Linked DNA regions of Homo sapiens: region 1 is linked to region 2. The links are chromatin loops, found by intact Hi-C in ENCODE. Cell type or tissue: heart left ventricle. All regions are shown on one strand.

Region 1 (5,000 bases), 80 kb after region 2:
ATGAGAGACTGTGACAAGGGGAAAGTGATAGGAGAGGCAGCCTTAGATCAAAACAAAGAACAATGGAAAGCTAAACAATGACTCTTATCAGTTCCAAAGGTGAGTTCACCTTCCTGGCTTTTGGCCGTCCTGTTCATTGAGTGTTGACATGCCTCCATTGACATGCTTCTAAGAGGGCTGAGTCTGTTCTCTGCATCTGTTCTCTCTCTCTCTCTCTCTCTCTCTCTCTCTGTGTGTGTGTGTGTGTGTGTGTGTGTGTGTGTGTATGTGTACATGCATGTGTGCATTTTAATTATTTGTAAATAGCGCTTCTTCTATGGTATTGTTTCTTGGCTCCTGAAAAAGCTGTGGTTCTCTTCCAAATGCATAAACATGGAACTATCACCACAATCTCACCTTATGTACTTGAGAATGTGGGAGATGGATATATAAAAAACACTGGATACTTTGTAACGGAAACCAAGTCATCTTCTAAGATGTGAAAACATTAAAGTTCAGATAATCTGCAGAGTGAGGGAAGGCACTCTAATCCCAGAATTTCACTGATTAAGGTAGTGAATCCTAGGAAATATGGCCCAGTTATCCCAGCTCACTCACCTTCTAGACTTTCTAACCATCTTCTTCTCACCTTTCCTTTCACTCCATCCTGGAGGCTTTTACCAGACTTGCAATTCTGCAGCCATGGAAGAAGTGGGACCCTTTATACTAGACAGAGGAGAAGGAGATGAGGTCCCATCATGACCTCTGACAGCACTTTTATTTATCTTTCTTCTAGGACATCTAGAGTGGCTTCTCAGTTTTTCTTCTAAGAGGGCTGATTTTTTGAGGCTTTTAAACGCTGGGCTGGATACAGAATATAGGAAGAAGAAAGGACTTTTGGTACTGTGTTATCAGGCTAGCTGGCCTTTTCCACACCCTGGCGTCCTGAACCCATCACTTTCCTTCTCAACGTCCTTGGATACACCATATTGATGTATAGGGTCTTGTGATTCCTCTGCAATTCTTTTGGGATGAAATGAATTCTTTCTCTCTTTCTCTCTCTCTGCTCTTCCTTCTTTCATTTCTCTCTTAGTGTGCATTTTTCTTTGTCTTTCTCCCTGTACATGCCACCAAAAAAAGTCTTCATTTTTCGTTGAATCACTTCCACATTTCAGAATAATCTTGGGAAGATGTATTTCTATGGGGTAACTATAAAACCTAAACTATCTGTAAGTTCCTCCCTCCTCCATGGTGAAAGTTACATTCTATAATCAAGATGGCTTTGGATCCCTTTCCCATATTATTCTGATATAGTATGTTTCCACACTAGACTGAATCCATTTGGCTAGAAATGGACAGATACTATTAGCTTGACCTTTAGGAGGTAGGATTACAGTTTTATAGGGTAGCTAGGAAAGGTCTTTGAAACATGCATAATGAAGTTGTGGGGTAGAAAGAAAGAAGACTTTGGGATTACTCCACCTTTGTTTCAAATTTCAAGTTTGCCACTCACTGTGTGATATTGGGAAGGTTACTGTAACTTCTTTAATCATCGATTTCCTTATTTGAAAAATAGAGGTAATCATATCTAATATCACAGGATTGTTGAAGTCAAAGCTTAGCCTTGAGAAGATGCCTAATAAATGTGAACACCTCAATTTTCATGCTGACAAGAAAAGCACCAAATCTTATAATCTTCTTTCCTATTAATTGCACCTGCAACTTATTGAGGGCTTACTTTTTGCTAGCCACTGTTCTCAGCATTTTGTCTAACTTAATTCTCACTACAATCCTATGATCTAGGTACTAGCTATACTTCAAGCCGACTAGTGAACAACAGTGGCTGTTGTGGGTTTAAGTGACTTGCCTGAGGATGTCCAGTTAGTAAGCAACTCAACGCGAGAGTTGGACTTGGCTTCTCCCTGGCAAGCTGACTCCAGAACCCTCTCCCTGAACCTCACTCCACACTACCTCCCTATAGCATATATTTCGGGCAAGGATTTTCCTGCACCCAAAAGCAGAATGTCAAAGATACAGAAATTAAAATAACTCTTCTGTGATCAATGGGAAGAGATTAGTGTTTCATTAAGAGCCGCTGTTGAATTGAACCGCCATTGAATTGAACAAGGGCTCTTTACTTGGATAATTATTGTTTGTATTCAGCTTAGACTCATTGTCTGCAGGTTCTAGGATCAGTCATCACAGGTGGAAGGCATAACTTTCTGTACTGCTACATTAAAGCTGAACAGTGCCAACAGCCAGGCATCTGCAGTAATTGCTTTCATGTATCGAGGTCTTGAGGCATGCCTGTGAAAGTTAGAGGAATAATATGGATTTGTAAAGAATGAATTAATTTATTGAAAATTGAACAATGTTTTGAGGTTAAGAGTATTTAAAAAAATTTAAGGTCTAGTTTTTATAGAAAAAATAAAAATGTCTTCCAAAGAGTAAACCCCTTTTCCAAACTTTCTCTTCTGTTGCATTATGTCAACATATGAACTGATGAAGCAAAAAGTGTGAGTCCAGAAATGGCAAAAATCCAATTTCTGAACCACAACATACATGAGTAAAAAAACCAGAGATGATCTGTAGGCAGTCGATTAACATGGTTCCTGAACTTGGATTGCTGAAATTCAAGCTGAATCCAGCTTACACACTGTACCCCAAAGTCTCAATTCTCTTCAGTAGGTTTCCTCTCCTAGGTTCTTTCAGAATCTCTGTTAGAAAATGAAGATGAATTTGCTTGTGATTTGTATATATGTGTTATGTGTGATGTGACATGTGTATGTGTGTATTTGTAAGTGGTTTGGGGGTGTGTATATGTGTATTGTGTTTGTGCATATGTGTGTTTTGGAGTGTGTGTATATGTGTGTGGCATTTGTGTATTTGTATAGGGGACAGATAGATACATGGTGGCTGTGTATGTGTGGTGTGTATTTGCACACAGTGTGTGCATGTTTGTGATATGTATGTCTATGCATTTGTATTTGGAGTTTGTGTGTTCTGTGTTGTGCATTTGGGCATGGGGGTGTGTTTGTATGTGGTTCATATGTGTATGTAGTGAATTTGTATGTGTTATGTGTACATGTGTGTATGTGGTATATTTGCATGTAGTGTGGGGCTATGTCTATATGTGTTGCATATGCATATGTCTGTGTATTTGTGATATATGTGTGTATATTTGCATTTGGGGTGATGTGTATATGAGTTTGTGATAAATTCATGTGGTGTGTATAGTCTGTGGTATGTGTTTGCGTTATGTGTTTATGTTGTATATGCACGTGCATGGTGTATATGGTGTATGCATGATGTGTATATGTATATATTTGTATGGCATGCAGTGTATGTATTGGTATGTAGTAGTGTGTGTATGCCTGTGGAATGTGCATGTGTGTGGGCTATGTATTGTGTGCTTTGTGTATGTGTATGTGTGTTTTCATAAAGCATGTGTGTGTTTGGGGGGGTCTTTTATTGGCGTGTTAGTGTGAATATGTGTGATATATTGTATTTGGTGTGCATATGTCATGCATGTGATGTGTGTGTGTGTGTGTGCTGGCATGTACACATTATAGCTGGGTACATATATGTGTGGGTGGAGGGAGAGAAAGGGTGTATGTGGTATAGTTACAAATAGTCATTTATCCATTAGTAGTTTCAGATTCATTGAAAGGCTATTCAAAGCTATTATTGCAATTAGTTCAGTCTTGAAATAAGCTAAACACAATAGTATCCCCAAAATAATTCTGTTTCTTTCTCTTGGCTCTTCCAAAGTCATGATAGGCTGTGGACAGGAATGCCTAACCAGTTGGTTCTAATAGGCTTCCTTGGCTCCCCATGTCCTCTGGGGAGCTGGCTGATGTTGCAAGGAAGTGAAGGAAAGGCCTCGAGGGCACTGTGAGAGTGTTAAAAAATAGAGTAGGCCGGGCGCGGTGGCTCACGCCTCTAATCCCAGCACTTTGGGAGGCCGAGGGAGGCAGATCACGTCAGGAGATCGAGATCATCCTGGCTAACAAGGTGAAACCCCGTCTCTACTAAAAATACAAAAAATTAGCTGGGCGTGGTGGTGGGCGCCCGTAGTCCCAGCTACTCGGGAGGCTGAGGCAGGAGAATGGCGTGAACCCGGGAAGCGGGGCTTGCAGTGAGCCAAGATCGCGCCACTGCACTCCAGCCTGGATGACAGAGCGAGATTCCATCTCACAAACAAAAACTATGTTTGTGAGATTCCATCTCACAAACAAAAACTATATATATATATATATATATAGAGAGAGAGAGAGAGAGAGAGAGAGAGAGAGAGAGAGAGATAGAGAGAAATTCATCAATTTGTATATGCACTTCATTGCAAATCAGAGACATCATTACGTTTTCATTGGCCATAGCTCTTCTTCAAAGTGGACCAATACTTCAGGTTGATTTTGTTTGGCACAAATTTGGTCTTCAAAATTGGATAGGGTCTTATTTCTCAATTTAAAAATAAACTTGGCCATCTGCAAATGGCTTGACAAAGAAAACCCCCACAACCTCCTTTGAAGCTCTGTCATCTTCATATCTGAAAATAAAAGCTATGTTTTCTGGCTGCTGAAAACTCTTCTTTAAATTTCTTAATATCAATTTTTTATTAGACTTCTAAAAAATAAGCTTGTCATGGACCTGAGGCTCAGAGACAGAATGTGAATACAAACACCGCTTGCTAAACATTTGTGCCATTTGTCCCTACATGCACTCTATTCAAAGAGTCAATCTAAAATGCAATTTTGAAACTGAAACAACAAACCTTTTCTCAGAATCCTCTGGCAGGGAAGCTGAGGTAGCGCCAGTAAGAAGTGCGCCAAATACTAATTACTCCCTTGAGAGCCAATCATTCTGCACAAACCTGCATAATGTTCCATCTCCTGAGCAATACAGATGCTGACATATTTCTTGTCTTGTTGTTTCCTGCCATTTAAAGATGTTGCTATTTGTTACACACTAAGCAGTAGGGAAGAGAGAAGCAAATGCAGTTCAGTTACCTGGGCAATTTT
Region 2 (5,000 bases):
TCTCATCTCACTGTCTCAGTTGCTAATGCTAAATTCTATATACCCAGGTCAGAGAATCTGATTTGCTGAATTATGGATGGATTCTCCATTGGGTGGGTGTTTTTCCATCAGATTGGGTGCTAAGTGTCACTTGGTACAAGCAGGATGGACTTTCTGAAAATGAATTGTGGGCCACAGGCAATGACTGGCATTAAAGTACAACATTATGTTGTACTTTAAATGTTATGGAACATAGCATCTTTCATAGCATTTAAAGTACAACATTCTTCCATAGCATTTTGATTATTTCAAAAGGCTACCTGAAAGATTGAAATGACTTTAGTGAATTAGAACTGCTGAATTCCAGTGGTCTTCACTATTTTGCACCCCTCCTTAATTAAGAATACTGTTTCTTTCTTCTTAAATGTCTTATTTTCCAGGCTTGCCTCCATACTCTGGTGGGAATCAAGCAATGATAGTTTTGCTTCCTTTAAGTAGATAACGCTCTCAGTAAATCAATTACTCAGATCATCCAGGTAGAGCCTGGGTTCAAAGCCTGATCTCTCTGGTTGCTTAACCATTGCCCTTTCACCATAGCTCTCTGTTTTAAGATAGCTCACATTAGTTAAAAAATAAACAATGAAAAAAAAAGGAAAAGCACAACTCTACAACTGTGTGTACTAAAAGCAAGATTCAAGTATTTTCAACATTCAAAATCATAGTATTTAATTCAGTGAAGAGAGAGCCCTAGAAAAAACTTGTTTCAAGTTTATAAGTTGATCAGGGAAATTTGATTTTTTTTCCACTGACAGAGCTTCTAATATGTGCAGTAGTTTTAGCCTTTGATATTACTATTATGAAATTCAAAAATACTGTTCATTTTGGGCTGGGCATGGTGGCTCACACCTGTAATCCCAGCATTTTGGCAGGTCGAGGTGGGCAGATCACCTGAGGTCGGGAGTTCGAGACCAGGCTGGCCAACATGGTGAAACCCTGTCTTTTCTAAAAATACAAAAATTAGCTGGGTGTGGTGGCATGTGCTTGTAGTCCTAGATACTTGGTTGGCTGAGGCATGAGAATTACTTGAACCTGGGAGGCAGAGGTTGCAGTGAACTGAAATTGTACTACTGCACTCTAGCATGTGTGACAGAGCAAGACTCTGTCTCAAAAAAAAAAATACTGTTCATTTTATTTGTCTTCAAAATGTACCTTGGATTCTTGCCATTGTCACAGGGAACATATAAAACAGCTTGAAATTCTGCCTTATTCTAAGCCTAGCCTAACTCTTTTTCAAGATCTTAAGTAACCAGGGGCTTTTACAAATGAACGTATACCTAGATATGATAATATAAAATTATGGCTTACTAACTTTAGAGATGCAACAAAGAAACAGCTCCTAAATGGGGGTCTGGAGACCAAAATGTCAATTTGGGCTTTGCTTCTTAATAACTATGTGACCTTGAGGAAATCCGGTCTGCTTCTCCAGCCTCAATTTCCTAACCCATGAAAGGGAATAATCAGGCATCATTATGTAAGACGAGTGTTGTGAAGATAAAATAAAATAATCTATGGGAAGCCACTTTGTAAACTGAAAGGTAATATAGAACTGTAAGTGGATATTATTATTTATTTTATGAGCCAGTAGAATTCAAAGTCCTGATTTCATTGCCAGGAGGATTTTCCTCACAGATCTAATTCCTAAAGGTTGGCTTTGCCCAGTTAATGAGTACTTTCCAAATAAAGATCCCTTTTACTGCTTTGATTTTTGTGAACTTCCCTTTACTCTGATTCAAAGTCACATGGGAAGGTGCTCTTGTAAAGCCATTGTTTAATTTAGACTTTTCATACTGCGTGTATGTCCGGCTATTCTCTGGTTTCAGTCTCCAAGGAGCCTTTGAGGGCAGACCTTGCTTCTTTCCCTTACATATAGTTTGGCAGCAAATGAGATGTTTTCAATAGGGATGAAAAAACTCTCAGTATGTAACCTGTCACCTAAAGGAAGGAGGACATCCTGTTCTAAAGAAGTTGCCTCAGAGCCGGCCCCAGGTCCACCCTGGTGTTTCACTTGTATCTCAGGCAGTAGCCTGGGATGAAATTTTAAGGAGAGAATTGTTACATGATATTGTGTAATAGCAATATGAGAAACCACCATACAAAGCTCTTTATTTTAGTAACCTGGACTTCTAGTCAGGACTCTTATCTCTGTTCACTGGTTTTGAAGTCAGTGTGCTTAAACTTTTCATGCTAATACACAGGGAAAGCACAAAAATGATATTTAAAGATCATCAGGTATAAGCAGATATACTACTAATTTTAATCTTCTGTGCAAAGGTACTAAGAAAATGTGTAGTTGATTTGCTTTCCTAAAGTCACTTGATGTGGCTTCAATGGAGATAATTGTTCCAAGGTTTTGTGTTAAACTTCACCTGTTAATTTTGCCTTGATCTTGTTCTTCCTGAGCTTTTGGCACCCAGGCATTGAGCCAGGGGGTAGAGCAAGATGGGACTTTAAAGAAGTGAGGGAGCTTTTGTAATTATAATCCTGTTGTCACTATCTGATGCACTGTGAAAAATGGAAGAACCAATAGTAGCCTCCTATCTCCTGTCTCTAGCCTTTTGTATTGTGTTTTTACCAATCTCTGGAATAATAGTCTCCATTCAGGGAACCCAGAAGACTCCACAATGCCAGGCCAATAGTTGGAATTTCCAAGGTGTTCGATCTATTGCTATTTGCTCTTTTCCTCTCCATCCTAGTACATTCTCCAAGATTTAATTTAGTGTCATGCCATAGAATAGGCAGATTGTGTAAAGCAGTAATAGGATCTGGTTGGCAGCCACTTCCTGAAACCCATGTGTAGGTGGTAGTAAATACAGGACTGAGATTCCAATCTTAAAACTCATGGTTCCATTTTTTTCTGTCCCTTCAACAGTTATTTTCTTCATGAGTTATAGAGGAATGTAAAAATGAACTGCCATCTAAAAAATATTAAATTTGATATTCAAGCCAAGAAATCTTAGCATTCTAATGATAACAGAAGCAGAATTGAGGTGATAGCAGAATTTTGCTTTTTTTTACTCTTAGTCCCAGCTTTCATTACTACAACATGCCTGGCTGATGGGGTATCTTTTCTAATGTGAATGTTATTGCCTTGTATCCAAACGTTTAATGTGGCCAACTCCTTGAAAGATCTTTTGCAAGAATCTCTGGGATTCTCCGGGAAGTGTCTCATGTCAGTATGTGAATGGGTACAGCCAACAATAAACACCTTCTCTGTTACTTGATAATATTCAGAGACCAATGACCTATTATCAAGCTAGCTATAGATAGAGCTCCTGTTTTGAGTGTCAGGTTGTCTAAGTTTTTTGTTTTTAATTCTAAAAGCCTATAATTATAATAGTCAGGAATGTTCAATAAATGTTTAGGAAATAATGAGCTAGTTGCTTTGGATGGTGCAGAAGGTTTACGACATAGAGAAGCAGAGAACAGAGCTGGAATGATGAATTGGTGTCTCATTATTAATGCTGTATCACCCATAAAGTGGGTGCTATCACAATCTCTGGATATATATTGATACAAATTATTATAAAATATTTGCAAAATGAGTATGAAAATGTAGAGTGGCACTGCAGTGGGTAAGGTAACAGACAGATTTATATTTGAGCCTACATCTGCCACCTACAAGCCTAGTACATTTAGGCAAGTTAACTTACCATTGATAGCCTTAGTTTCCTGATCTATAAAATGGCAACAATAAGATTTAACTCACAGGGCTGTGAGGATTAGATAATAGAGCATGTAAATATCAAATATATAAAGCAGTTCTCACACTGCCTGACACATGGTGTACAATAAATACCAGCATCATCTCTCGCGTGGATGGTTAAAATAGCCTCCTCCCAGATTTTCCTGCTTTGGCTCCAGCTCTGCCTCATTTTATTTTCAACACAGCAGCCAGAATGAGTCTGCTATAAGTTGGATGTTTGCTCAAAAACCTCCAATGGCTCTCCATTTGACTCAGGGTGAAAGCCTCATAATGGCCATTGTGTTTACAAGCCTGTCTCCTTCTCTTCTCCTTTTGACTCAATCTGCTGCAGTCACACTGGCCTTCCCCTCACTAGACCTTAAACATTCCAGGCTGTTCTCCATACCTGACATGCTGTATCTGCCTTATCTGTTTAATTTTCTACTAACAACTTATCCCCAACTAGCCCTTATATATTTTACTTGCTTAGAGTGTTCATTCTTTGTCTCACCCAACTAGAAGGCAAGCTCCAACGGGATAAATAATTTCCTTTTTTCTGTTTTGTTTACAGTATCCCTAGTGCCTAAAACTGAGCCTGGCATGCAGAAGCCCTCAGCATATATTTGTTCAGTTAGATTTCTTTAAATTGTGTATTTAAGGAGCACATGAAGTTTTGATATATACTTATCTTAATTTACATATAGATAGTGAAATGACTACCACAGGCAAATTAACATACCCATCCTCTCATATAGTTACCTTTTCTGAGCAAATGGGAGCCATTAATTACTGAATTCATGAGGTCTCTTATATTAGTACATGTATGTGATTATTGATCCATTCAACAAATACTTAAACACATAATATGAGCTAGCACTACCCTACACTCCTAGTTGCTGGAGACAGAGCCAGAAACCAGGCAGACACAGCCCTGCACTCTTGAGAGCTGACGTTCCTAACGTTATAAGAATTGCAGAGTAGATAACCCTAATTGTTAAAATATGAAAGTTTTTTTCATAATACTTAAGTGTGAACTTTATTTGAAGTTTTCATAACCTTTAAACATTATATTCTAAAACTTTAAAAAATGATTTTATTTATTTATTGTTGTTATTTTCAAAAAGTATTTAAAGGAGAATTAGAAAATTTTGTTCTAACTTTTTTTAAACCTTTGAAAAAAAGAGTTCTAAACATTTCCCCAGTGATTGGATTCCATGTGTTAAATATTTCTTCTCACCCTAGCGATCAAAACAACATCACATTTAAAATCACATAGGAT

What was found. A loop is a pair of places that touch in the nucleus more often than their neighbours do. Peaks named below come from ENCODE experiments on the same cell type or tissue, not always from the same donor. Only the 100,000 strongest peaks of a DNase experiment are listed, where the experiment ranks them.
Region 1: it touches region 2 in a loop (3-fold over the local background); 3 of 110 quality-filtered maps call a loop at or near these places.

The regions. Positions count from the first base shown.
Region 1 is chr12:89,129,476-89,134,475 of GRCh38, reverse strand. No RefSeq gene overlaps it. Among named protein-coding and RNA genes, the nearest start is that of LINC02458, 110 kb to the right of the region's middle. In heart left ventricle, no CTCF peak of the experiment used is centred here; no DNase peak of the experiment used is centred here; H3K27ac peaks cover 95 bases.
Region 2 is chr12:89,209,493-89,214,492 of GRCh38, reverse strand. No RefSeq gene overlaps it. Among named protein-coding and RNA genes, the nearest start is that of DUSP6, 140 kb to the left of the region's middle. In heart left ventricle, no CTCF peak of the experiment used is centred here; no DNase peak of the experiment used is centred here; H3K27ac peaks cover 2,174 bases.